Regions from separate parts of the Homo sapiens genome. Here region 1 is linked to region 2. A link is an interaction called in ENCODE POLR2A ChIA-PET data of the cell type or tissue named here. Cell type or tissue: MCF 10A. All regions are shown on one strand. Links, peaks and the distances in the headings refer to the core of each region. The heading gives the core; the rest is flanking DNA. Region 1 overlaps ATXN7 (ataxin 7). Region 2 overlaps ATXN7 (ataxin 7).

Region 1 (11,088 bases), core at 1-8,000, 62 kb before region 2:
GAACTTGATGAGGATGCGCTAAGAACACCTCCACTGGAAGAACGGTTGCTTCCACTTGCACTGCCTCCTTTGCTTTTGGACAGAGAAGGGAAGAAGGAAAATACTGAAGTGGGAGGAACGGCCAAAGGCGGCTTGCTGGATGAGCTATGTCTTCTTTCTGAAAACGAAAGCAAAGAAAAAAAGACATCATGTTTTAGGCGAATCTCAAATGTAATTCTGGAAGAATTCCCTGAAATCAATATATTCAGGTTAAAACACGTGTCGTTAAGTGAAGGTATGTTAAACTCAGCAGACTTCAGAAATGGCTCATCTAGGCCCCACAGACTTACTTAGCATTCTAGGAACGGGTCCTTCTCTTTCTGAAGTATCTCAGCATAAAGAGTTTTATCACATACACCCATCAGGAAATTAGACAACCATCGTAAACATGAGAATATTGCCTTTTGGGTTTTGCGTGCTAAAAATGAACCTCATTGGCTCCAACTTGCATTAAGAGAGAGGAAAATTATTCATTCATCTGCAGAGCTCTGCTAAATGACACTGCAAGCAATTCTTTCTTCCTTTCTAACACCGCACCTCTCTGATTTTCAAAATAGCAAAATCTTAAGAAACAAGTTGTACCTTCTTTTTTTTCCCTGTCACTACCCACCAGCAGATGACACCAAATAAGAATGTTTCTAGGGTTATCTTATCGTTCCCTAAGAATCTGTGCTGAAATTTTCCAGTGAATCATTTCACTTCCCACCCCCCCTTTTTTAATAATCTCACTTGACTACAGATGGCATAGCTCCGGTTCACACCGCTAAGATGCCAAAGGCGCAAGACAAAAATACCACAAATAGCTACGCCTGTTTTTTAAACCAGGAAGTAATTCATGGTTAAGTACAGACTACAAAGGTTTAGCTGAAAATAAATCTATCCACTGGAGAATCAGGTTTTCTTAGAGTAAGGTAATCCATACTAATATAAATCAAGAGCTGTTGAAGAATGTTACCATCAGAAACAAGTAAATCATTTGGTAACTTTATCCGCTTGAGTACCTTAGTGGCTGCCTTTAATTAATTAATTTAAAATTACACATTTGCTTAACTCTAAGTTTTAAAATGCATGTGATCCAACACTGCCTTATCACAATACAGGAGCTATATAAGTATTTAAAACATTAAGCACATGATGATCAATGACCACAAGTAAGACTTCAATGGTTTATTTCCAAAGATCTTCTTATAGCAGTCCTGAGCTTCTTGGTAAAACTGTGGTGACTTATTCCTGGAAGGGCATTACTTCAATGATGGCTTATAAAGTACTTAACTGTGTGTTCCACATCAGGACAAAATTATTATCCTAGCTATCTACAGACAAAATTCAAATTTCTATTCTCCAACTCAACTACACAAAGGCTACAATCAAGTTAGGAAGGTTAAATTGATAGTGATTTATAAGTGCCTTTTGCTTTTTGTTCACCCCAAAATGAAAGCTGTGTATAAGGAATAAAAAACTAAAATAAATTCAGTTCGGCAGTTTTCCAAATTTGGCATCTGAAGATGTTTTTAAATTTAGTTTTTCTCTCTTTTATGATCCCAAACACTCTGAACATACTTTTAAGCATCAGCACTTGTCAGCCAGGATTGTAAACATGTGTTTGCAGTTTTGTCACCTGCCTTAGACGATACAGCTTCTGTGGGCCATGTCTCCATTGTCTTTCTCTGTAAGGCATGGGACAGAGGTCTTCAATTAACTTCTGCATGACTAGTAAAGCTTTTCTTGTGAAAAGGAGTGATTTTGGAAGGCCCTAGACCAGTGGCTGTCAACCTTGGCTACCCACTGGAATAACGTAAGGAGCTTTAAAAACACTGATGCATAGGTCCCTCCCTCAGAGACTGAGTTAATTCGTTTGGGGTGTGGACTAGGCATCCAGATTTTTGACAAGTTTCCCTGTCTGATTCTACTGTGCAGCCACGGTTGAGACACTACAGTAGACCAGGCTAATGCCTCAAGAACCATTAACCACAGCTGAGTAAGTTATCATGTGCATGGCACTGAGAATACTGCCTGCTACAAGGCACTAAAGGGTTTGTCAAATGAAGCTCACCACTACTACTTGTCTTGAATTAGTGTTTTCCAAATTTTCATCAACTGCAAACTATTTTCATCGTTCTTACCAAAGCTACATAAAATACTATTTTTTTAAAACTCAACATTTTAATTTACTTTATCAATTCTATCATCTCCTCCTCCTTACTCTAATACTAGCCAGTCTCTCATGGGGACATCATTGGTATTTCAGACAGGACAATTCTTCATACAGGATTTCAGGATGGTTAGCATTCCTACTCTCCTACTGCTTCTTCACCAGTAGTGCCCGTCTGCCAAAGACAACCTGAAACCACCCCCTAATCCATTTCCAGATGGGCCCCAGAGTGAAGCAGGGCACCTCTACCCTCAGCTGAGATAGATTTTTTTCCAAAACAATAGTATCTGTGAAACAGTAAGTTCAATAAGCTTATTATATAAACTGAACATTAAAATATTCATCCGTGTTTATCTACAAAAATCACCTTGTGTACCCCCTGAAACAGTGCACTAAAGGAACAGCATGTCTGTGATATGAAGAAGACAGAGAAAACCCTCAACTAGAACTCTGACTTTTAAGAAGTACACTCTAGGTATCAGAATTCTCAAGCAGGTGTCTCAGAGCAAATGTGTGATGTATTTTCTTTGAAGATCAAATGATTAGATAAAATTCTCAATCGAATTAAATACCCTCAGTTCTGCTATGAAGCTTGTTTTGAGAATGCAAATGCATTCCAAAGCCACCGATATACTAAGAAACAATTTGAACATACTGAAATTTTGCATTCGCTTTTTCATGATTTTTGTCTGTAAGAAATACCAGGTGAACACAGAAAACTATACCTGGCTGAAATGAGCCACGTAGGAAAACACAAAATGCACAACCCCTCAAACTTCCACCATCTACCTCAGTTCACCACCATGGGTGTTATTAACCACACCCAAACACAGCTGATGCTACAGTTTTTCATCCAATTTCAGATAACCTCCTTCCATGACTTCACAGTCAAGCTGCAACCCTTCCCACGCCTTCCACAAGCAAATGCCAGGTCTTTTCAAGGTAACTGCCATGTTTATTCTAGTATTTATGTATTTTTTTACCATTTAACATTTGTAAGACTGTGCTACCCTTTTCATTAGGTTCCTATGTTTTTCTGTGTGTGTCACTGATGAGGTCTTTGAGTGTTGTGCCATAACCCTGTTTTCCCAATAAGCCTCATGTGGTTTTTGTTGCGTAATTTTGCATTGTGCAGTAATTTTTTAGGAATGCATGTTGTGCTATAGCAGAACTGACTGTAACTTTAAGCTTGTCCTTTCAATTTTCCATTCCCATCACTGTCCATCCTCCCCGTTTTCTTTGGTTAAAATCTTCTTTTCTTGCCTATTAACTCTTAATATGGAATTCCACTAGAAAAATCAAGGTTCAAAGCTTCTTAAGTTAAAAGTCTGCTGATGTATCGATAATATCCCAAAAAAGTCTATTTTCTACTTCAATAACAATAAAAACTATTTAAAAACTAAGAATGACAATCTATCATGTGAATTTTTCATTCATTAAAACTTGAAACAGATTGTGTGTGTGTAGTGTGTGTAAGTAACTGAGATTCTGGCTGAAAAGTGCCAGCTCAAATTCTTGTCATGCTACTGAATTATCACGGACTGGTAACTTACTCTGTGAAAAGGACAGCATCTGGCTTTCCCCCCACAAGAAAGCAAGAAGGAAAAACCAAATTTATTGTAGTTGAGTTGGACTCCCCTTATCCTTTCACTGAGCTCTTATTTTTCACAGGATTTTAAACTGGGCATCTAGCTCTAAAAAAGTGTTTGCTCCCAGATCAGAAGAGAAGTGGGCAAATTATAGGTGGGGTTAGGGACCCTATATTAAGTGGACAAAGTGGTGGCCAGATGCTGAGCACAACTGCAATGTGGTCTGCTGAGGAGTCCAAGTTGAGTTTTCAAAGCGCTCCTCTCTCCAGGATCTGGCACCAGCCCAGAGAAAGCACACTCTGTCCCTGAATGAGGAGGGCATGATGAATGGCTCCAGTAAGGGAGAGACAGGCCGACTGACAGACAAGTACAGACACAAGAAAAGAGCAGAGACAAAGAAAGACAAACATGCCTAAGTGTGTATGTGTGTGTTGTGCTGGGGAGAAGAGAGGGAGACAGAGCTTCATGGGGCTCTTTCCCCTTGTGGCTTCAGTACGTCACATGGCAAGGACAGGATATTAGTAGTGGTGTAGGAGGGTGGACAGCTCTCTATAGGTCTTCCAAAATAGAATGCAACCAATACTAAGCTTATAATTCTGAATTCACGCTGAGATTTTTTTAAAGTTATAAGTATTAACATCCAGGTACACACCAAAAAGGAGTTCAAAGCAAATAATTAGATCTTTTTATATCATAAATATTGCTTTGAAAACAACTAAAAATAATTTACAGTGAGCAACTGTCAAAATTAGGGCACAAATCTAAAAAGCAGTCAAAACAAAATGTAACTCCAAATGCTAACATTCATACTCGAAAATAATCTAGAAGGATATATGTCAAGCTTTTTAAAAAGTGGTTATTCCCAGGATTATGGCTCTATTTTTTAAAACATTTGTGTATTGTTTTTCTATAATGAATACAGTTTACTTGGTTATCAAATACATACTTCTAAAGAAGAAAAATTTGGTGTTCTGGTTTCAATTTTACACATGCCAAAATAAAGCAAGGCATACTATCATTCCTGAGCATAGTATCAATTTGTCCCATTCTCAACGGGTATCATGCAAGTGGCTAACTACTAAGAAACCCCCACAGAACCTGAATTAAATATCTTCAGTTCTGCTATAAAGCTTGTTTTGAGAATGAAAATGCATTCCAAAGCCACCGATATACTAAGAAACAATTCGAACATGTTGAAATTTTGCATTTACTTTTTCATGATTTTTGTCTGTAAGAAATACTAGGTGAACACAGAAAACTGTAACTGGCTGAAATGAGCCATGTGGGAAGATTCAAAATGTACACCCTCAAACTTCTACCATCTACCTCAGTTCACCACCACGTGTATTATTAACCACACCCAAACACATCTGATGCTACAATTTTTCATTCAATTTCAGATAACCTCCTTCCACCATCTCATGGTAACTCACAAGCTGCAACCCTTCCCATACCCTTTATTCAGGGCTCTTTTCTTATAACTTATTAAACATTTTACTAATCTTTTATAATCCAAACAACTGGCTGATGAGAAATCTCACCTTCAAGAACAACAACATCAACAACAGCTGCTACTGTGTACTGTGTAGAAACCACATGCCAGGCACCATGCTACGGGATTTACATGGATTATCTCATTCAATCCTGACCATCTTTCTAACAAAGTAGATACTATTATTAACCTCACTTTCCAGATGAGGAAGCCAAGGCTTTTAAAGGACTCAAGTCAGTTGTCCAACATCACATGGTTACTTAAGAGGCAAAGATGGGTGCAATCCCAGGCAGGCTGACTCCAGCACCTGGGTGAAAGCACAAGGCAACTTGCCTGCTCTGAAATGGCATTATTAGCAAGTCATAATACATGATGGAGGGGCAGGGATAAAGGTGAGGGCTGGGGCATAAATCAGTAAGAAGCCCATCTTCCCTAAGTGCTGGGCAAAATCAGGTTGTTAGTGTACAAGTCTGCATAGGCTGAACATTTGTCATCGATGACAGTTTTTTGGTATATTCAGGGTGGGATCCAGAATATGTTTAAGGGAAATCCAGATTGTTTTCGATTTCATCTTTCCATTTTGGAAGTTGCTAAGCTAAAAATCAGCTATGGGTGTGTCAGCCAGTGTAGCAATTCCCTGCTTGGAGGGTCTTAAAGCATCCAAGATGGTTTTGATAGAGGCAGACAAATGCCTAGAAAGACAGGGGAGGGTCTCCGACGAAACCCCACCTCCAAGTCGAAGACAGTTTAAAGCCTGAAAACCAAGCTACAGGTTAAATCCTAGGACTGGATTAAGAATTTGTCTTCCCATTTGGGATGCTTTCCTCTAACTGGTCCCCACCCTTCACCTATTTTTATATATACTTACCCTTTCCAAATTGGTTTTTCTACACTGTCATGCCCACCTTTGAGTTGTGCCTTCCCTTTAAACTTTTTTGCATACTCACAAACCAATCAGCAGGCACTCCCCATTCTGAGTCCATAAAGGGCCCCAGAACCAGCCACATGGGGGAATTATTCCCCTCTCCCTGAATCCTCTCTCTGCTTGAAAGCCGTTTTCATTGCTCAATAAAATTCTTCTCCACTCTTCTCACCCTCCAATGTTCCACGTATCCTCATTCTTCTTGGGTGCAATTCAAGAGCTCAGGAACTGCCAAACGCAGGTACAACCTTAACACAGGCAAGCTGCGGCACACCCAGCGTGGCCGAGGGAGGCCCAAGCAGGGCGTATCACTGGCCGGGCATCCCTGGTTTGCAGAGTGACCAAGAAGAAAAATCCTGCATCAGTTTGAAGAGTGAACTGTGACAGAATGTGCCAATTGGGGCTGTCTTTATAGCTTGGCTAAAAAGAATCAACTTACACAGTTTCCAGGTGAGGATGCTCTACAAAAGACCATCAGCAAACACCTGCTCAATAGGGTAAGGCTGGACCCACCAACCAATACACAACACAATATGCATGCTTCGAGTCACTCTCAGGTTGTTTATGGTCACCTTCCCAGCAGAGGCTCAGGACTGCTGGGCACAGTCTTGATATGTATGGGTTGAGTAATCAGCCTGAATAGAATCCAAATCAAATAAAAACACTTTTTAAAAGATTACCTGAAAAGGGCAAGAACTTTAGAGTCAGGGATATGTGGGTTCATATCCTTGCTCTGCCAGTTACTAATTGGGTGACCCTGGGCAACCAGCTCACTCCATCCTCGTTGGCAGCGTCTTCAGTTGCCAAGCCTACTTTGCAGGGCTGCTGTGGATTAAACGATCAAGAGTTGCAAAGCCTGCAGCACAGAGCCTACTGTGGACCAAGTACTGGGAACACATCAGCACATAAGACAGAGGCCCCCTGTTAGCTTGGCTGATACCAGCTACAGGCTTGTTTATTTAGACAGAAAAGTACTCACAAATAACACCTCCTGACTTCTAAAGGAGGTAGAAATCACTTAAGAACAAATCAAACCCTCTTTACTGTAAGTTATCTTCTCCAGTGTGATAAGGATTTAGTATACATATTTTTACGTGCCATTTCAGGAAGATATCAACCTCTTCTAAGATAGGAGCTCAGGGGAGCAACTTTAAGAATTCATTTAAAAATCAGCAAATTCACACCAAACAAAAAGAACATTCATTCAAGCTAAAGTTATTTTACAAATAAAAGGCTGGCTCATTTTCCTCACAGAACTCAGAAGACACTCAGGAAGAACTGCAAGTAGAATAAAATGAAGATCAAGTCTCAAATTCAGTTTACAGATCCAAAGGTGGAAATTTTGGGCAGATTTTCTAAGTAAAACCCACATATTTTTCTTTAAATGAAACTCACTCACACTTTCAGATAGACTCAGTTAAGGTTAAACAGAGTGTGCACTCTGCATGGATGGGCCTTATGAGAAATACCAATGCATGCTTCAAGGAATGCATGACTTCATGCCTTCTGACAGCTCCATTCCACAAACATCCCATAATGACGCCCATTTAAAGCAAGGACTTTCAATAATGAAGGTTATACATGGCTATAAAATGTAAAACATAGGTAAACATGCACACAGTCTTTGGCCAGTCACAGTAAGTAACAACGCATGTATCAAAAGCTCAGTTTAAAAACTTCAGGTCATTCATTAAGCTGTCCCTTCACAAAATTATTTATTGTTTATTTTTATGTCCAGGTTGAAAAATAACTGCAGCTTGCTATTATACAGCTCCCAATTAATCCAAACTGTCATAATCCATTTCCAGGCCACCAAACACAACTCGTGAGGTGTCAATTGGCATCATGTGTCTTTCACAAGGATTATAACTCCTTAAGAAAACATCCAAGAGCAGGACCTGAGGCAAACTAGAAATAAAGACTGCATAAAACAAAAACAAAAACAAAAACAAAAAAAACTCAGCACTTTTTTCTTACACATCTACTTTGCTCCAGACTAGTGTTTTCCCTAAACTTTTGTTATTCACAACTAAACCATATTTTGGATCCTTTTCCAAATCTGCACAATATCTAGACCATTATTTACTTAATATATTTTTTAAAATTCAGTGGCTGACTAGGGACTAATTTAGCATTATCCTAAGCAATAATATCTCTGAAAGAATGACTTTGTATTTGATGTAGGAGTTTTTTATATATATATGTATATATTTTTTCTCACGAATATTAAAAAATATTTGGCATACCATTGAAAATCACACCATGGACTACACATGAACATCGAGCATTTAATATTTCCTCACTACTTTCATTGTTGTCAACTTTTCCCTCTAAATTTTCTTATTCTTCTTAAAAGCACTCACATATGGCCTGACAAGCAAACATGGTCCTACTCCATCCACTCTTTGTAGTCCCAGGTCCTTTTTATTCCTAAATCTGCTTTATCTTTGATCCAATTTCTTTATGTTCCCCAGGCACTTGATGAAACTATTCCAGAGAGAGCTGAGTGTAGTCTAATTGCTTAAAAGGAAGCAAGTCGGTGGGACTGTCCCTGGAACATTCAAATCTCAAGTTGGGGAATTCAGAACTGACCTCTGACATGCAGTGCCTCAAAGGACAATTAGCCAAAATTGGGGCTGGGAGGCAACTCCAGAGCATGCTTAGGTGGGTTACAAATGGCACTGGAAAACACTGAGAAAGAAAAAGTCCTTGCCACAAAGCACTCGGCATCATTTCCACTAGAGAGATTTAACTGAAAAGGATGATTTCAACACTGGCTGCCCTAACAAATTAGTCTCCAACTGCTACCTCTGCCAAAGGCATCTCTCCTCCCCCTAATGCGGAGGTGCTTTTAAATTAAAACCTAACGGGAAAGTGCAGAAAAGAGAGTCATTTATAGCACTTGGGCCACTTGAAACAACTTTTCACCAAAGGTCCTAATCAAATTATCAAGCTCTTGAAGTCAGCGCTTTATGACATAAATAAAGGCCCCACTAAAGTATTCGGGTCTCCTGGCATTTCCACGTCTCTGGGCAGAGCGCGCACTGCAGCATACCCATTCACACTGGCTGCATGAAAGAGAACAGATCACAAAGGGCAGATTACAAGGGAGAACGACTCCACTCCAGTGGGGGAAGGGACAGGCGTGAATGGATTGTAAATAATGTTGCTAAGAAAGGAGCAGAAATATGGCAACCTCAAATAATCCTCTTGCCAGGAATTCTTCCCAAAAGGACTGTTCTTTCTAAACTCTGCTTTCAAGTATGTGAGAAATATGAAAAAGTTATTGAATATCTGGGGGATACTCCTTCCCTGCCTAACTTGTTGCTTTTTGCAAACATTTGTAAAAGGGCTTTAAAAAAAATCCAAATATTTTATTGAAAAATACGGAATGATAGGGAAAAAGAGGAGGTACAGAATGTCACAACAGTTGATCACCTCAGCTATGAGTATAACACCCTTTTTTTTTGTCTTTCAAAAAACAGCTTGTCTTACATAAAACTGAGTGGTCTGAGTGATCAGTTCAGTTCCTGAAGGACGCCCTTTTTATGCTCCTGCAACCCTGTTCAAGGTGCAGACTTTTGACCAGAGGATTATCATCCTCTCTAACACATGCATACACACAACACTTAGGGAAAGTACATTTTGGGAAAAGGATGCTGTTGCTTTTGAGTGTTAACACAACCATCCAACTGTTTATGCCACCTCTGTGATCTTTATGTCACTGTTTCTGACTACAGATACCACACAATGAATGACATGCTGGCTGACACTTCTACTTTGCTAACAGCCATAAGGACTTCTCTCTGCTATCCTCAGAGAGCACGGTGTTACCCAAATGATGCTGACAGAGTACAGCAATAAATCACCCTGGCCGATTTATTTGACCTCACTATCTGAGTGATGCACATCATTTTGTAAAATTTCACTCCCCTTTCTCCCTCTTACACCATCATTCACTTGAACTGTTTCTATACCTCAGGTATACAGGTGAGAAGAAAAGAGAGAGCCAAAACGAAAATCCACCAGTCTCTAGCTACTTTTGATTCAATCCTCTATGTGTTAGGGAAAAGAACACTTTAGAATTTTAGCAATTTACCTTTATAAGGATAGCCTTCCAATTTGTTATACTATCTGTAGTTCAAGCATCAAACATACTCAGTCTTTACACAAGTATCTCTATAGTCTCAATTTGGTCTAGGTCACTGTTTTCCCAAATGAAACATATGGGCTATTACCAAAATGCTAAAAGACAATTAAAAAAACAAAACAAAACTATGCCGTTAACCACTCCAATCCAATTTTTACAAAAACATAAAAAGAGAGAGAATAAAAGGAACCTGGTAAAACTCAATTTAGAGGAGCTGCCTTGTTTTTGTTTGGTTGTTTCTGTTTTGTCTTTTAAAATAGAAATTTCTGTGTAGGAATCCCAACAGGGAGCATCATCTTCCCACAGTCCAACAAACAAGAGCAACTCTGCAAGGTACAACGAAATGACAAAACTATCTGCTGAAAAGTGCTACACTGAGCCAGTCACAATCCTTATTGCCATTTTCCACTGGTTTTATATCCTTTTTATATCACCTTATTCTGGGTGGGGGAGGGCAGAATACCTGAAGACCAGAACATGGAAATAAGAAAAACCTCACATTTTGAACACAGCCTTACAGATTCCTTCATTATACATTCTTTTAATAAGGAATGAGTGATTAATTACCCAGGAATGCCAATGTTTTCAATGAGTCTGCAACACACATTTATTTTTTCTGAAGAGAGAAACAGTATCTGCTCCACCTGCATGCCAGGGCTGTCAACTAATAAAACATCAGAAGTGACATGCAAAAACGAAAGCAGAAACAGTGAACCTAAAACTGTCTGACAAGAGTTTTCAGAA
Region 2 (16,185 bases), core at 4,299-12,298:
TTTTCTAAATTCCCTCTACAGGCAGAAAACCCCCATGACTATCACCACACATTAAAAAAATCATGTAAGTAGGATCCTCATTTATCTTTCTGATCCACTCCCCACCTTCATGATGACTTTATTACATTGCCTATAATTTACCTTTTTTGCCCAGAAAAAAGGGGGTTTGAAAAACATTACAAGCAGCAGCATAAAGAAGCACAAACTACAGGCTTCCAGAAGATGAGCAAGTACAACTCTGCATAAGCAGGAAAAAGTAAATACCCACATCATGCTTCTCTCTGCAAGTCAAAGAGGTGGCTAAAGGAGGAACTAAGAAATGTCACCTCCCACTTCCCATTTTTACTAGAGTCCAAGAAGGCATGAAACTGAGGTTTGGGCATGATTGCTCATGCCTATAATTCCAACACTCCGGGAGGCTGAGGTGGGAGGATTTCTTGAGCTCCAGAGTTTGAGACCAGCCTGGGCAACATGGTGAAACCCCGTCTCTACAAACAAAATACAAAAATTAGCCGGGCATGGTAGTGTGCACCTGTGGCCCCAGCTACTCAGGAGGCTGAGATGGGAGGATTGCTTGAGACCAGGAAGTGAAGTCAAGCCTGCAGTGAGCCATGGATCATGCCACTGCACTATAGCCTGGGCAATACAGCAAGACCCTGTTTCAAAAGAATAAAAAAGAAAAAAAAAGAAAAAGAAAAAAACTGCGGTTCATTTGCTACACTCTGTCATGCCAGAGTTTCCTCTCACTGCCTACACCTTGTGTGCTAAAGCAAAACTGGCATTTCACTTTCTGCTGCTCCTCTGACAGTCCTGGCTGATGACTTGATTAAAGGCGTGCTTGTGACACTGTGCTTTCATTACTGATAACCTGCATTATATCATTTAATTCTCCCAACCCCTATTAGTTACTAGCATTATTCTCATTTTATACCTGAGTCAAGTGAGGCTCAGTAAAGCTATGCGGTTTCCTTCAAATTGCTCACCTACTAGATCTTAGATTTGAGCCCAGGCTTAATTCTAGAACTGGGGTTCCCAGAACTGTCTCTGTGTAAAGCTAACTTCTGCAAACTTGCCATATGGAACCTCTTTTCTGCATAACACCAACCAAGAGCACACAGAAACAGGGTTCCCTGGAACACGCTTTTGGAAATAATGATTTAAAGCTATGGTACTCAAACACCAAAATAGATACTCTTCTCTGCGAAGACCACAGTGCTTTTTCACAATTAAAGGACTGTCCTTTATTCCAAAACAATGTTCTCATACTTTTTTGAGGGGAAGTACATATAAATTGCCAACAACCGTATGTCTGGAGTCCCCAAATTATTTCTGAAACTTTCTTGTTTGAAATATAAAGCCTGGGGACCACTGGTTAAAAGCATTACCTTTTTTTCTGTTGCATGACTGGAGTTCAGGATTATGGAAAACATCTGTATAACCTGGGAGGGAAATAGTTTCTGTTTTAAGATTGTGAATCTAATTGATAATGAACTAGTGCTTTTTCCTTGCCATATGCTTACATATAAGAGAAAAAAACATTTCATGCTAGCAGGGTCTTTATTACAAAGAAGAACAAGAATACTTAATCTAGTTTTACGTTATGAGTGGGTGAAATGCAAAAATCGTTCTCCTTCTTCTGCTCATTTATTATAATCCCTGCTGTACAAGATGAATATAAATGTAACCCTCTGCCTTTTTCTCAAAAGTACAGTAACTCCAACTGCTAAGTCTACTAACAGGCTTCTTTTTCTTAGAACTTCAATCAAAAAATACTTTAATAATCAGAGGGGCACATTTATTAGAAATACTGCAATAAAAACTTTCAACAACAATGTGATTAAAAGCAATCTTGCACTGAAATGCTATTTAAATAGTGAAATTTCACTTCTCCCTTTCTAAAGGAATTTTTTTTAATGGCACAAATCCCAGATGATTGTGTTTGCTATCTGCTGCAACCTTAGCTTTCATTTAATCTTTTTTTAAAAAGCCCATTACTTCTAATGCAAACTGTAGATACTTCCCCTCCCCCTCAAAGAAAAAATGTTATAAAAGAACAACTAAATACAACACACCGACTGTTGTAAGGCACAGCAAGAAAAGGCTCTGATATTTTTACTTAAAAAAAATGGCTTTTGGTAAAGGTCAGTATTTCTAGACAAGGATAAGAAAAACAAAGGTTAGGGTGACCTGCTCAAGCTCATGAAAAGCCATGTACATTCTGGAAAGGGCTCGGAACAGCAGAATGGTTAAGCATGTGAGCTGTGGAGTAATTAGACAGATCTGGGTTACAGGGCCTCTTACATGCTTTGTGATCTTAGCGGGCTACCTCACTTTTCTGAGTCGTAGTTTCCTCATCTGTAAAATGGAGATAATGGTGATACCTAGATCACAGGACTGTGATTTATAAATACCTCATACTTCCCTCCTGAGATTAGAGTTTACAAGAACCAATCAAAACTGTAAATTGGACACAGCTTGGGAACCCCATCCTACTGTGCACATGGAAACATGTGCATGGTCTCCATGAATTGCGAAACATGAGGGTTCAGAAATTCAGCATGGATTGTGCCAGGTGTTACTTTCCAGTAAGCACAAAATTATAAAGATATGGGGCCTAAAGAACAACGTCTGCCTTCTTCTCCAATCAAAATGCAGATTTGTTTCCCCGTGAATTCTTCCTATAACTCCTAAGACCTGTAACAAGGCTTCAGCTTCTCTAAACCAGCTCAGGGGCAGCGATTCTGGAGAATTTGAATGGAAATTCCATGAAAGTTCTGGACTCTTTCTCTTGCATATTTACATACCATGAGGGGCTTAACAGAACACAAGCACCATTCTCATGGTCCATGGCTCTTGGAAGCTGGGGCAATAACAGCGCTATTCGTGCTCTGTATGTGAACTGCTCCCAACCAGGTGTATGCCATAAAAAAGTCACACACCTGGGACTGTTGTGGGGTGGGGGGAGGGGGGAGGGATAGCATTAGGAGATATACCTAATGCTAAATGACGAGTTAATGGGTGCAGCACACCAACATGGCGCATGTATACATATGTAACAAACCTGCACATTGTGCACATGTACCCTAAAACTTAAAGTATAATAATTAAAAAAAAAGATAGTGAATGATAAAAGTGGACAAAGACAGCAACCTTCTTATGTGAAACCATTTCTACTCTCCATTATTTCCTTCTAACTCAACATGTTTCTTTAATATTGAATGAACTCTTGGTTTAAGACTAACGGATTTTATTATTTTGAAGATTCTCCCCTTCAAAATAGACAGTTCAAGAATAATAAGACTGTATTCTGCGATTCTGCAGATTGGGTTTCCTTTTATCAACCAAGGAATTCATCAGAACAGTGGTCAGCAAACTTTTCCTGTAAAGAACCAATAGTAAGTGTTTTGGGATTGGTGGGTCATATGGTCTCTGTTGTGTGTAGTCAACTCTGCTGTTCACTGTATGCAGCAAGCAGCCACAGACAAGTAAATGAATGCCCGTCACTACGTTTCAATAAAATTTAGTTATGGACACTGACACTGAAGTCTCATATAATTTTCACATGTCATGAAATCTTTTGAGTTTTTATTCCAACCAATGCAATGCAAAAACCATGCAGGCAAGATTTGGCCCACACGCTGCAACTGGGGAAAAGTCCCTGCTACAGGAGGGTCTTTCTGGGTCTCTGGGGGTTCCTGCACCTACGCGTTAGTGAAGAGCTTACAAGGAAGGAGACACGCACAGGAGCTGTCAGCAAGGACAATGCCCACTGTCACGGCCACGCTGATTCTCATCTATGGAGGTGTTTCTTAAGTGTGGGCGATCTGTAACCAAATCACCTGACTGCTCCTTACATGTGCATTAATGTTCAACAAGCACGAGGTGATGCTGAGGCAGGGAACTTGGATTTTACCGATTCCTGTCTGAGGCTTGGTTTATATCTGCACATAAGATATAAGCAGACTGCAAGTACTGCCATCTGCAGAACCTTTACACACCCACAGAGAGGATCAGGGATGGTAGCCTGACTTGCCTCAAAAGAAAGGTGCAGAACACAAAAAGCCTCCATTTTGCAGGAAATAAGTTGAAGTCCATGTGAGCAGAAAATAAAAACCAAAAGAAATGATATGCTTCAAAATAATTCACTGTGGGGAGTAGGGCAGAGTTTGTGAAGCAAGACTGGGCCATGACTCATTATTTGCTGAAACTGTGTGATGGATACAAGGAGGATCATTAAAATATTTTCTCTACTTTGTATGTTTCAAATTGTTCATAAGAAACAGTTGAGGAGAAAAGAAGACAAAAGAAACCCTAGAGAAAAACAGAAATGCTATTTAAGGGAGAGGATATTATACCCACAATGTAGTACCTTTAACAGTAAAATACTTCACAAACACCTGTTTTCCATTAATTAACCATGAACCATTTTTTTCCCCTAGGAAAGAAAAAAGGTGGTACTCTGTTGACTCAGTCTGTGTTTACTGAGGCTATCCAACTCCTAGCAAGCCTGTTTTGTTTGTTTGTTTGTTTGTTTGTTTTGAACTCTAGTTGCCTACAGGTGCTAACCACACACTTTTCCATCTTGCCCCAGGCTCAATCACGTTCAGGTTAATTATGAGAAGGAAATAACCTGTCATCAAGTGTGGACATCACACTGGGTTGCTATTCTACTTCTTTGCCTAAATATCAAAGATAAGAGAGGTGATGTCCTGTCTGTACCCTTTCTGGAAAGTGTAAATGGAGCACTATATTAAGGACAGAGCAACGAAAAGTGCTGAAACCTTCTGGCCTCCCCTGGGGCCATACAGCAACACCCCCTAAACACACAAACACACAGAATACTGTCTTCTTTTGGAGTCACAATACAATGAAAAATTGGTCATTTGAATCACACACTAGAGTGACTCAATTCAATCTTCCTAGTAGCTCTACTCATCCACTTTTGGGGCAAATATTTACTGAGCACAATGGTGTGCAGGAGCTGAATATGCCTTCATCAACAACACTCCTGCCCTCAGGGAACTTACTCTCTTAACAAGGAGCCATCACATAATGCAGAGTTTCAAATGCTGACACGTAGAATGCAGAAAGAAAAAGTACAGAGTACTTTGATACCACACAACGGTTAGACTTAGAGAAGTTATGGACAGCTTCCCAAAGAAGATGTCATTTTTCCCAATACCATTGTTGACTCCTACAATGACACAATATAGGTTTTAAAATCTGCTGTGCAACTAAGGCATTTAAAGTTTTTATTTTTTAAGGGTCTCTAAATATTCAGGCACTAATATAGAAACCCTAATCAGTTATTAGTACCAATTAATTCAATCTAAACATAATTTTGTTAACTTTCACAAATCCAAAATCTGTGGAAGTCCGGAATTTCACAAATCACCTTGGGGGAAAAAGCAGTAATTTGTCTTAATCATTTCAAAAACGTTTAATCATTTCAAAAACATCAACCAGGGTTGACGTTTAATCATTTCAAAAACGTCAACCAGGTGCAGTGGCTCATACCTGTCATCCCAACACTTTGGGAGGCCGAGGTGGGTGGATCACTTCTGGTCAGGAGTTCGAGACCAGGCTGGCCAACATGGTGAAACCCCGTCTCTACTAAAAATACAAAAAGTAGCCAGGCGTGGTGGCAGGTGCCTGTAATCCCAGCTACTTGGGAGGCTGAGGTAGGAGAATCGCTTGAACCCAGGAAGCGGAAGTTGCAGTGAGCACAGATCGTGCCTGTACCATTGCACTCCAGCCTGGGCGACACAGCGAGACTCCATCTCAACAACAATAACAACAACAACAACAAAAAGTCAAAATGTATTACCAATTTCTTCCCACCAAAATTAATCATGCTAACAACTAATATTGCAAATTACAGAACAAGAATAAGGCAATACAAATACAAGAATGCAAACAAAACTAGGTTGACCTCTGAAAAATAACCAAATTTTGTCTTAACATTTGCCTACTTGTGCCAAATGGCAGAAGAGGGAATGATATACTACCTAAACCACAAATAATTTCCCTCCATCTAAATCAAGAGTTCTAACCTTCTGCCACAACATTAACCCTTGGGTATTCTTGCCTTGGGTAGGTTTACTACCTAAACCACAAATAATTTCCCTCCATCTAAATCAAGAGTTCCAACCTTCTGCCACAGCATTAACCCTTGGGTAGTCTTGCCTGATAGGAGTTGGTCAAAGTAATGTGTTACAAGAGGAAAAAGTGAAAAGAAAAAACAGGCAGAGAGGTTAGCTTAGCAGTTTTGAATTTTAGGGGTGGGGACGTGTAAATGATCCTTTTGAGAATCCAAGGGAAGCTGTGAACACCTACCCTAGAAAACTGACATATTATTTTGCATACAATTTCAGGGGAACTACAATCCCCTGAAGCCTTTTCAAAGGTCACAGATTTTAAAACCCTGTACCTAGAAATATAGAATTAAGAAGTCAGGTTATCAACAGTTGAAAGAGTTAAAAGGAATTAGTGTGTACTGAGTCATTCACATATTATCTAATTTAATTTCAGCTCCTACAATAACCTTGGGAAGTAGGTAGTATTATCTTCCAAAGAGGGAAAGTATATTCAGAAAGATGAAATAACTAATGCAAGGTTAAGCAGCTTTCTCTCACATCCAGGCTTTCTAACCCCTAGGTCCAAAATTGCACATTGGAGAATTCAAGTCAAGTGCATATTCCTAGAGATATTTCAAGATGAGGAGTTTCTGGCGGGGGTGGTGGTTCATGCCTGTAATCCCAGCACTTCGTGGAGGCTGAGGCGGGTGGATCACCTGAGGTCAGGAGCTTCAGACCAGACTGACTAACATGGTGAATGAAACTCCATCTCTATAAAAAATACAAAAATTAGCCAGGTGTGGTGGTGCGTGCCTGTAATCCCAGCTACAAGGGAGGATGAGTCCAGAGAATCGCTTGAACCCAGGAAGCAGAGGTTGCAGTGAGCCGAGAACTTGCCACTGCACTCCAGCCTGGGTAACAGTCAGACACCGTCTCAAAAAAAAAAAAAAATAAATAAAGGGTCATTTCTGACTTCCAGTGATTCACTCACATGATCAATTTATCTACATATTTCTTCAATTTAACAAGAGGAATCAGTATGGATTCAACTTCAAAACATCTTTTCTTGGTAGCTGATAATTTTAAGCAGACAATGAATGAATAATAGTCTAATAAGTTTTGATAATATTAAATGTATTTTCATTTCTGAAGCAGCCTACAATGGTCTGTTAGGAGAACATAAAGGTCCACTGAGTGAGTGCTGAACATCCTCAAACTTGGATTTTAAAATATCCCCACATAATCCGCAAAGTCACAAACAAATGAAGAACTGACTGAATTTAAAACTTCGGTCTCAACTCAGACAGGTGTACGTTCCAAGTGGCCTGGTAGCTACAGCATCCTCTAAATGGTTAGAACAACTTTAAAAGGGGGAGGAGGGGAACCCTTAAAAAACACTAACAAGGGCCAGGCGGTGGCTCACACCTGTAATCCCAGCACTTTGGGAGGCCGAGGCAGGTGGGTCACGAGGTTAGGAGATTGAGACCATCGTGGCCAACGTGGTGAAACCTCCTCTCTACTAAAACACAAAAAATTAGCTGGGTGTGGTGGCCCGCCGCCTGCAGTCCCAGCTACTCGGGAGGCTGAGGCAGGAGAATCGCTTGAACCTGGGAGGTGGAGGTTGCACTGAGGAGGTGGAGGTTGCACTGAGCCAAGATCGCACCACTGCACTCCAGCATGGCCACAGAGTGAGACTCCGTCTCAAAAAACAAAACAAAACACTAACAAGATCCATGTCCCTTTTGTGCCTCAAGTAGGTAGTTTAACGTCTTAGTTCTTCATGAAAAACATGCTGATAAAAGTATCCCAACAGAAAATAATATATCTAGCAAAAATGAGGTACAGTCCCCTTAATTTGGTTGGGTCCCTGTCCAGCTCAAGGTACCCACTGAAACATTAATACACTTAACTCATCCTTTACAGCAGAATTATTGATAATTACAATCTTGTTTTCACACAGATTTAGAAACGTTTTATAGGATATGTATCCACACCCAGAGAATGAAAACTAAGAACAAGAGTAGGTCAGGTCCTCTAAAGTTCTACTCTAACTGCTTACTGTGAGAGTTGCCACCTAGTGATTTTAATTTTTTAAGCCCAGGCAGGCTGCCAATTCAGCACTAAAACCGGACTAGCAACTGATTTTTCATATTGCAACATCATCAACAAGTCCTGTGCTTTCCCTTGCTTTCCTTTACCCTCAAATAGCAATTCTCATTTTAAAAATCAACTAATTTGTTCTATAATCTGTTCCAATTGGAAGCTCTCATCGGGCTGTCACTGGTATTACTCTTCCTCCGAGTGCCAAGAGGCCAAAAAGCGCCCAATTCAAAAAAACCGAAACAGAGTTAAGTGAAGAAAAAGCAGGTGTGAAAAGCGAGAAGGAAATGTGAAGACAGTAACAATGGGCAAACTTTGGACTTAAAAATGTTCCAGTTGCCAAAGTTCTACCTATCCTTGGGCCATAGACAACAATTCTGCAAAATAAATGGCTACGAGTGAGAAATAAAATTGCATTCGGGGACTATAAACTCAGTATTCCGGGGCCAAACCTCACTCAAAGCCTTGTCCTAACTCACTGAAAGAATAACTTGAAACTGAACCCGAAGTTCACTGGACTTCAGAAGTCCTTTCTGACCACGGTATGCCCAGGCCTAGTGCAGGTATTAGACAACAAAAGCTTACTATTCAAAGAAAAAGAAAATCTCAAGAAAAAGTCTGACACTTTCCAGATACCTGGCCTGACTTTCATTTGGAGGCATACCCTATTTCCCTAGTGTATCTTTTTACCAAACAGTTTAAAACTAACAAATAATTAGACCCTGATTTCACCAGCCACGGGCAGTAAAGGCTTATTTGACCAAATAAAATTCTGGCTTTCTTTCCCCCGTGATATTGGCAGCTCGCAAAAAATCTGACCAAAATGCACTCCGGGTTATGATGACCTTTTTCTAACATCCCCAACTTGTACCTTAAATCCTACAGAAATAAGACTGCATAGGTAAAGCATCTTCTTTAAGTTCAAAATTCGTTTCGATTGCCAACAGAAAATGTCCCCTAAGCATTCGTGGAAAGGTTTCAAAGCTGAGAATTCCTTCCTCTACTCCTGTTTCTCCGTAAGGAGGTCAGAAATGCAGAGATCTAGGTTAAACTTCCCGCCGGTTCCCAGCGCTCATCACCAATAATGCTGCTCCTGCCTGGTCACAGAAGGATTCCGGACGCTCTCATTACAGGAGGCCCCCAAACCAAACTTTCCAAGCGCTCTGCCCCCTCCCTCCCTCCTCAGGCAGCATCTTCGCAGGCACGGGGAGTCGGGGAGTCGGTATGGTGGGCTGATGTTCCCGGTCCCAGTGAACTGTCAATGAAACTTCCCAGGGGTTTGTACAAACTCCATCAGGGGGGCTGGACTCACCTTCCCGACAGAGCCCCATGACTTCGCGGTTTTTCCCAAACTCCTTGAAACTTTCGTCCAATTCTGTCCCTAGGAGATATACACACACAGGAGGAGGGGAGAGGCAGGTCAGTGGCCAGGAGTGTGACGCACACTCACGCACGCACGGGGTAGGTGTGGGCACCTCCGCGTTCCGCAACCCAGCAAACGATAGCATCTCTGCCCCTCGAGGGGGCGGGTCACAGGAGGGGGGCAGGGGGGAGGGGAGGAGAGAGGAGGGGGTCGCGAGGGGGTGAAGGGGGGAGGAGGGCGTGGACACTCACCGTCCTTCCCAGGAAGTTTGGAAGCCTCAACCCACAGATTCCACGACTGTCCCAGCATCACTTCAGGACTGGGCAGAGGCCTGCGCTCCCCGACCGTCGCCATTGCGGCGGCCGAGGTGGAGGCGGCGCCGGGCCCGCCGTCCTCCGGCCGTGTGCGCCGTGGCGGCGGTGGCGGGTGCTGCTGCCGCTGGGGCTGCGGAGGCGGCGGCTGCTGCTGCTGCTGCTGCTGCTGCTGCTGCCGGGCGGCCGCGGCCGCTGCTCCGCCCGCCGCCGCCGCCGCGCGGCGCGGCTCCCCCCTGACGTCATCCGCGGCCCGCTCCGACATTCTTTCCGCTCCTACAATGTAACAAAAAAAAGGGGGAAAGAGTCGCGCGGGGGCCGTTTTTTAAGGAGGCGCCAGGGAGTTCCGGCGGCGTGCGCGGCCCGCGGACCGGGTGGGGCACGCTGACAGCGCCCCCATGGCCGCCCAGCCCCCCGAGCCCGCCTCCTCAAGGCCACCCCCCGCCCCGGGCTCAAAGTCCGCGGCGCGGGCTAGCTTTCGCTTTCGACTCCCGCGGCCGCCCGAGGGAGGGGACGGGCAGCAGGCGGCCCGCCACCGCGGCGCTGGGTCCCCTGCCTGCTTCTGCTCAGAGGACCTGGCGCGGAGGCCAGCGCCGGAGCGGCCCGGCTCCAACCCCGCGCCCCACCATGGCAGCCCGCGCGGGGAAGCCCGAGCCGCACCCCAGGACCTCCAGCTGCCCACCCTTCGGCCGCTTGCATCCCCGGGCCCGGCCCGGCTGCCCCGCTCCTTCCTTCCGTCCGCGCGTCCGTCCGAGCGGCGGCACCCGGCCGGCTCCCTTAAGCGGAGACGCCTCCCGCCGCCTCCTCCCACTTGCCGGTCCCTCCCTCTCAGCTCGCTCCGGCGAAGTTTGCACGTCAAGCCCCCGGACTGGAGCCAGGGCGAAGTCGGAAATGCAGCCACCTATGGAGGAGCCGGCCGGCCGGCCCCAGGGCAGCGCGGGAGAGGCTGGTGCAGGGGGCACTTTGCCCTCGGCTTGCGGGCGGCCGCAGAGTTGTCAAAAGCATGAATGGGAAGCCGCCGCAGAGCGGACTCCGGGCGTGCAGGGAACCTTGGGCTAGCGGGGAAGTGCCTCCCAGGTGTCTGCCCAGGTGTCAGGACGAAGTACCGTGTGCACGCCACGCCGCCCACATGTGTGCCCCCGACCCGCAATTGGAAGTCACACTGTGCGCCTGGGGAACTTGAATTCGTCCAGCAAAGAGAGAACATGAGATCAGTGTGCGAGGGAATGGAGGAGAGTGAAACAAACCGAGAGAAGCTTTAACCCGTGTACATATTTTAGAGGCACCACCCCAAGTTTCTGGAAGTGATTCATTCACCCCAAAAGTAAAAATCTGATTCATTTTTAACTTGAGTTGTTAGTCCTTCCCTCTTTATGGTTGTCTTTTCTTGGGCAGGACGAGACCCTAGGGATTAGGAGAATATAAGGAATTCCTACAAAACATGTTTAGAAAATACTGTTTTCGGTCAAATTTTGTTCACTAAATTAAGCATTGGCCCGCAAAACTTAGCACCCCTCCCCAACATACACAACATTTGCTTAGCGATAGGCTACAGATGGCAAAATAAAAGGCTACTTAATGACCTAAAGCATTAAAAATACTTGAAACAGTAGCAGACCACACCACTTTCAATAATTGTTGATATTACTATTTTCTCAAATTGATGTGAAAATTTGAAGCCTGAGACAAAAACAGTGATTCTTATCAGCATGTTTCACGCATGTTTCACACTGCAGTAGTATCAACTCCTGTAATGTGTGTCAGAGATGCTTGCTCACAAGTGCTTTCTCTGACTAGATGGGGAGGAAGTGGAATTCTTTTTTTTTTTGTACCTCAAACATCTGATGTGACAGAGGTAGCCAACTTCTTTGTTGGTCCAACTTGCAGAAACACAGGAAGTTTACATAAGCATAAAAATTAATAAAGAAATGTCACTGCAACCCAAACATAAGGTGGGATTGCTAGAGAGGGTTTGGGGTTCAAAATTTAAAAGCGCACACACACACACATACTTACACATACACACACACACACACATTTTTATTTTAGAAAGATTTAGAAATAAGTCTGTAAAATTTTTTCCTGGATTGCGTGCAAACAAGTCCAAAAAGTGAAACCATGGTTACTTCCTGTCCTTATCAAAATAACCAAAATAGTAGAAATGATTGGAAAGATTTAATTTTAAAAATCATTTCTACAGCTTTAACTTCCTCCATAAGACTATCAATGAGAAAAATGCACAGGAGTAAAACATATAATTCCCTTGACAGGAATAGAGTTCCCTTCTAACTTTTAACATAGCTTAGATGACCCCTATGCAGATTTTCAATTTTTCATTCATTCCAAATCACTGCAAAATCTGAATAATTACATGAAAACACCCAACCTCTGTTTTCCTAAAGTACACAATTTATTACTTGGAATTGTGAAATTCTACACTTAAGAAAAACGAAAATTTGGATTTTAACGGCATTTGAAGCTACCATTGAAAAGAAAAGCTTGCGGCCACCAAGCCATATAGATAACAAAGGGAGCTTGCTTGTTGAGTACAGCTCTTCAGATCCCTGAAACTACAGAGTGAGAACAAAAATAAGGAGAATGGCAAACATGAAGTATGGTCCTACTTCCTCAAGACATTGCTTGACTTTCCTCTTTTGGATGTGAAACTACTTCAAGATTCACTAATATGACTTCTAGCCAATGGGGATCAATGCAGCAATTTAGAGTACTTCAACTTCTTTCCCAATTCCTGCTTGATACCTCTTTTTTTCTTCAAAGTTTTTGATTGGTTTAATAAAACACAAGCGGGCTTAAAATGAAAAATATTAAGTATCCTCTTGGCATTATGATCGTTATTAAGGGAAATTATTACAAATAGCAGTTACCAATTATTGAGTACCTCAATACTCAAAACTAATAGCAAGCTATCAATTATTGAGGAATCTCATAAATAAGCACTATAAATAAGTGTCTTATATTAAACTGAGCAATTCAGCTCAATCCCTTAGGAAACTTACTATCAAACTGAAGAGGATGTGCAGACAAGAGATTGACGGGCATTTCCTGGTATTTCTTCAACCAGTTCTCTTTTGCTGCAGCCAATGCATTTTACCCACTCTTTCTTCACCCATAAAAAAGTCCTAACTCCTAGAAATGTTCTGATATCCATAGTCGTTAGAAGTTTCCTTAAAGTTGGAATGAGTCACCAAAAAAAGTCAAAACAGCAAGCTGACACACTGCATCTGATATCTGAATTTTGGCAACTTTTAAAAGCATTCCTTATGCAAAGCATACTGTTTATAAACAAGAGTACAACAGAAACCCAATACTTAGCTGTATTACCTACAGTCCCACAGTAAAGAACTTGATGACCTCTTACCTAGATAATCCCCTTTCCATACCACCAAATTATAAAAAGAATATAACTGTGTATAAATTTTTTTTGTGTGTATGTGTGTGTGGAGATGACAAGGTCTCACTATGTTGCCCAGGCTGGTCTCAAACTCCTGAGCCCAAGCAGTCCTCCTGCCTTGGCCTCCAAAAGTGTTGGGATTATAGGCATGAGCCACCACACCAGGCCAATACAATTTACATTCACTTAATATGTTATTTTAATATAGTATTATGCCTGTATAATATCAATCAGTGCTTCTGCCAGTGCATTTCTGATGATGCCTTGTAACTCTGAGGAACTTCACTGTCTGAAAACTTAAGTAATAATTCATTTTATATGGCTTGAATAATGAGTATTCAATTTATCCAACAATTCCTGATTGCCTGCTACAGACTAGGCACTCTACTAGGCACCAGGGTGAACACAAGATAGTAATTTCACTGAGTATGTGAGAAAAGTAGTAAGTAGGGGAAACAATTCATCAAAACTGTCACCACCAACTAGATTGTCTATGGCTTAAGAACTGGGCTGTCAGAGGTGAAGTACTGCTAATTCTGTGCATTTCATCCCTTCCAAGGACATATTTAAAATGTGGTCTTATCTCGTCACCCAAATTTAGGGATGTTCTCAGTAGATGCCAAGGCTAACAAGTCTCTCTTTACAAAAAGGATTCTTTGCACTCATAAAATGTTTTGTTCCAAGGCCAAAGGTATCACAATGTACAAAAACAAAACAAAACAAAAAGTTGACCTTTCCTACATTAAATCCAGTTTAATGTAAAAAGGCTAAAACTACCCAAAACATTTCTAAGATACAAGATCCCACACAACCGTCTTCAATTGGAAAAAACCACCAGTCCCAGTACAACATTTTAATAAACTTGAAAAGCAGTTAACTACAGTATACTTATCTGTGTAAATTACAGGGTTGGTAACAGAGATTCTCCATTATCAACCCCAAAGGACTGAAGTCATTTGAGTAACAAGAAACTCAGATCCACTAAATTAGGAATGTGTTGGCTTTGGTTTCTTTTTATCTTCCTAAAATTGGCTGAGCCTTTGTTCAAATCCTCTCTCACTCCTCTGACTACATCTTTCCCCTTTCCTCGTTCTTCTCCAGAGAGAGCCAGGGCTGTATTCTGCACAAGGGGCATGCCTTTCCTTAACTATGCTCCCTCTAGTGAAGTACCTTACAGCTTGTCATGAATATCAGTATTCCAGTAGAGGGAGAACAGTGGAAAGAGTAAATTGAATTCATCAGCTTAGTGGCTGGAATTCATAGCAATCAAGTGCAAAATTAGGAATAATAAGGAAAGTTGCAAGAGTGAGGACTTAAAAGATAAGACATAAATAGCTTTTTGAAAACTCAACCTGTACACATACTCATTCTATAGTAAAATGCATCATTTGCTAAACATCTCAAACCCTTAAATTTTTGGATTGTTTTCTTAATCATATGTTTGCATGTACATATGAACTCTCCCAAAGAAACATTCACCAGTAATAGCAAATTGCTTGAAAAGAGAAGAAAATTTGAAAATACACATATAAAAGGTAATAATAAATTATAATATAAAAGGTAATTAGTAATGCCCAGTGTTTCTAGGGATTTAAAACTGGCTTGTAATTTTATGACGAACTTGATTTGAAATGTTGATTTAAAGTCTTTCGGCTGAGGAATTTTTTACAAATAGAAAGTTTCAAGTTATAGAAAAGGAATGGAGGCCAGGCGTGATGGTCTGATGCCTGTAATCCCAGCACTTTGGGGGACCAAGGCTCAGGTGTTGGAGACCAGTCTGGGCAACACAGTGAGGCATAGTCTCTACTGAAAAAAAAAAAAAAAATACAGCCAGGCATGCAGGCATGTGTCTATAGTCCCAGCTACTCGGGAGGCTGAGGGGGAGGACTGCTTAAGTTTGGGAGATTGAGGCTGCAGTGAACTGAGATCGTGCCACTGTACTCCAGCCTGGATGACAGAACAAGACCCTGTTACAAAAAAAAAAAAAAAAAAAAAGACAAGGAATGGAAAAGTTGGACCAATATTCAGCTATAAAAGGAAGTCGACTGTATAGAGTTCTAGTGTACTGCGTCAGCTACCATAAAATGCAGGTTAAACACATTGTTAAACGTAATTTCCCATGTACCTTTGTACTGACAATGCTGTAAATATCACCATTTTTGGGGGCTCAGCCATTAAGAGCGTGGGTTCTAGGGCCTATCTGCCCAGGCTGAATCCCACTTCTACCACTACGAGCTGTGTAACTCTGGGGAAATCACTTAGCCTCTCTGTGCATATTTCTACATCTATAAAATGAGTAAAACAAGAGTAACTACTTTATGAAGAACATTAAGAAATTTACAGTGCAAAAAAGCACACTGTGTCAGCTATTACTATTAGCACCATGCTTGTCACATAGTAAGCCCTAATTCTAATCTATGTACGCTATACTATCAGACCAATCTTGCTGAATTATGGCTTTAGCCATGTTAGTGATTGCTCTAACATTTTTAGGGGCTCCCCACTGACGGATAAAATAAATAAAAACTTCTCTCCTAGCATTCAAGGTCCTCTACAGTTTGCCCTTGCCTCAGCTCCACCACTTCTACACTGTTCAGTTGCCTCCTGCAGGTAGTCTATGGTCTAGCCCAAATGACAAATTCAGAACTTCAAACATGCCCCCACCCCAACCCCATCCAACTCCCAGTTCCCAAGCCTTTGCTCATATAGGACACTCCATCTTTAACAGTTTCCCTCCCTTGGCAGAAATCCTGCTGTTCAATCAAAGTTCTTCCACAAATTCCATTTCTTTAACAAACTCTTTCCTGAACCCTCTCACTAAGCACATACATGGGAACTCATCCCCACCTCTATATCACAGGACTTCATGGATTCAGAGTTAAGAGTATATGCTCTGAAATCAAGGTGACAATGAGACATACA

The links. Peaks named below come from ENCODE experiments on the same cell type or tissue, not always from the same donor. Only the 100,000 strongest peaks of a DNase experiment are listed, where the experiment ranks them.
Region 1: POLR2A ChIA-PET joins it to region 2 with 19 read pairs; 12 of 35 experiments call an interaction of 5 or more read pairs at or near these places.

The regions. Positions count from the first base shown.
Region 1 is chr3:63,968,984-63,980,071 of GRCh38, reverse strand. It overlaps ATXN7 (ataxin 7), which reads right to left. Exons shown (of 13, transcript NM_001377405.1): 6 at 1-157. Among named protein-coding and RNA genes, the nearest start is that of PSMD6-AS2, 29 kb to the left of the region's middle. RefSeq lists enhancers at 6,462-6,962, 8,944-9,595, 10,950-11,009, 11,020-11,088. In MCF 10A, for the core only: no CTCF peak of the experiment used is centred there; DNase peaks (open chromatin) are centred at 3,301 and 4,101.
Region 2 is chr3:63,906,530-63,922,714 of GRCh38, reverse strand. ATXN7 (ataxin 7) reads right to left here. Exons shown (of 13, transcript NM_001377405.1): 3 at 9,792-10,127; 4 at 9,490-9,558. The coding sequence starts at 10,116. It also overlaps SCAANT1. Among named protein-coding and RNA genes, the nearest start is that of ATXN7, 51 kb to the right of the region's middle. RefSeq lists enhancers at 615-714, 10,984-11,063 and a silencer at 9,814-10,653. In MCF 10A, for the core only: no CTCF peak of the experiment used is centred there; DNase peaks (open chromatin) are centred at 8,184, 10,214 and 10,684.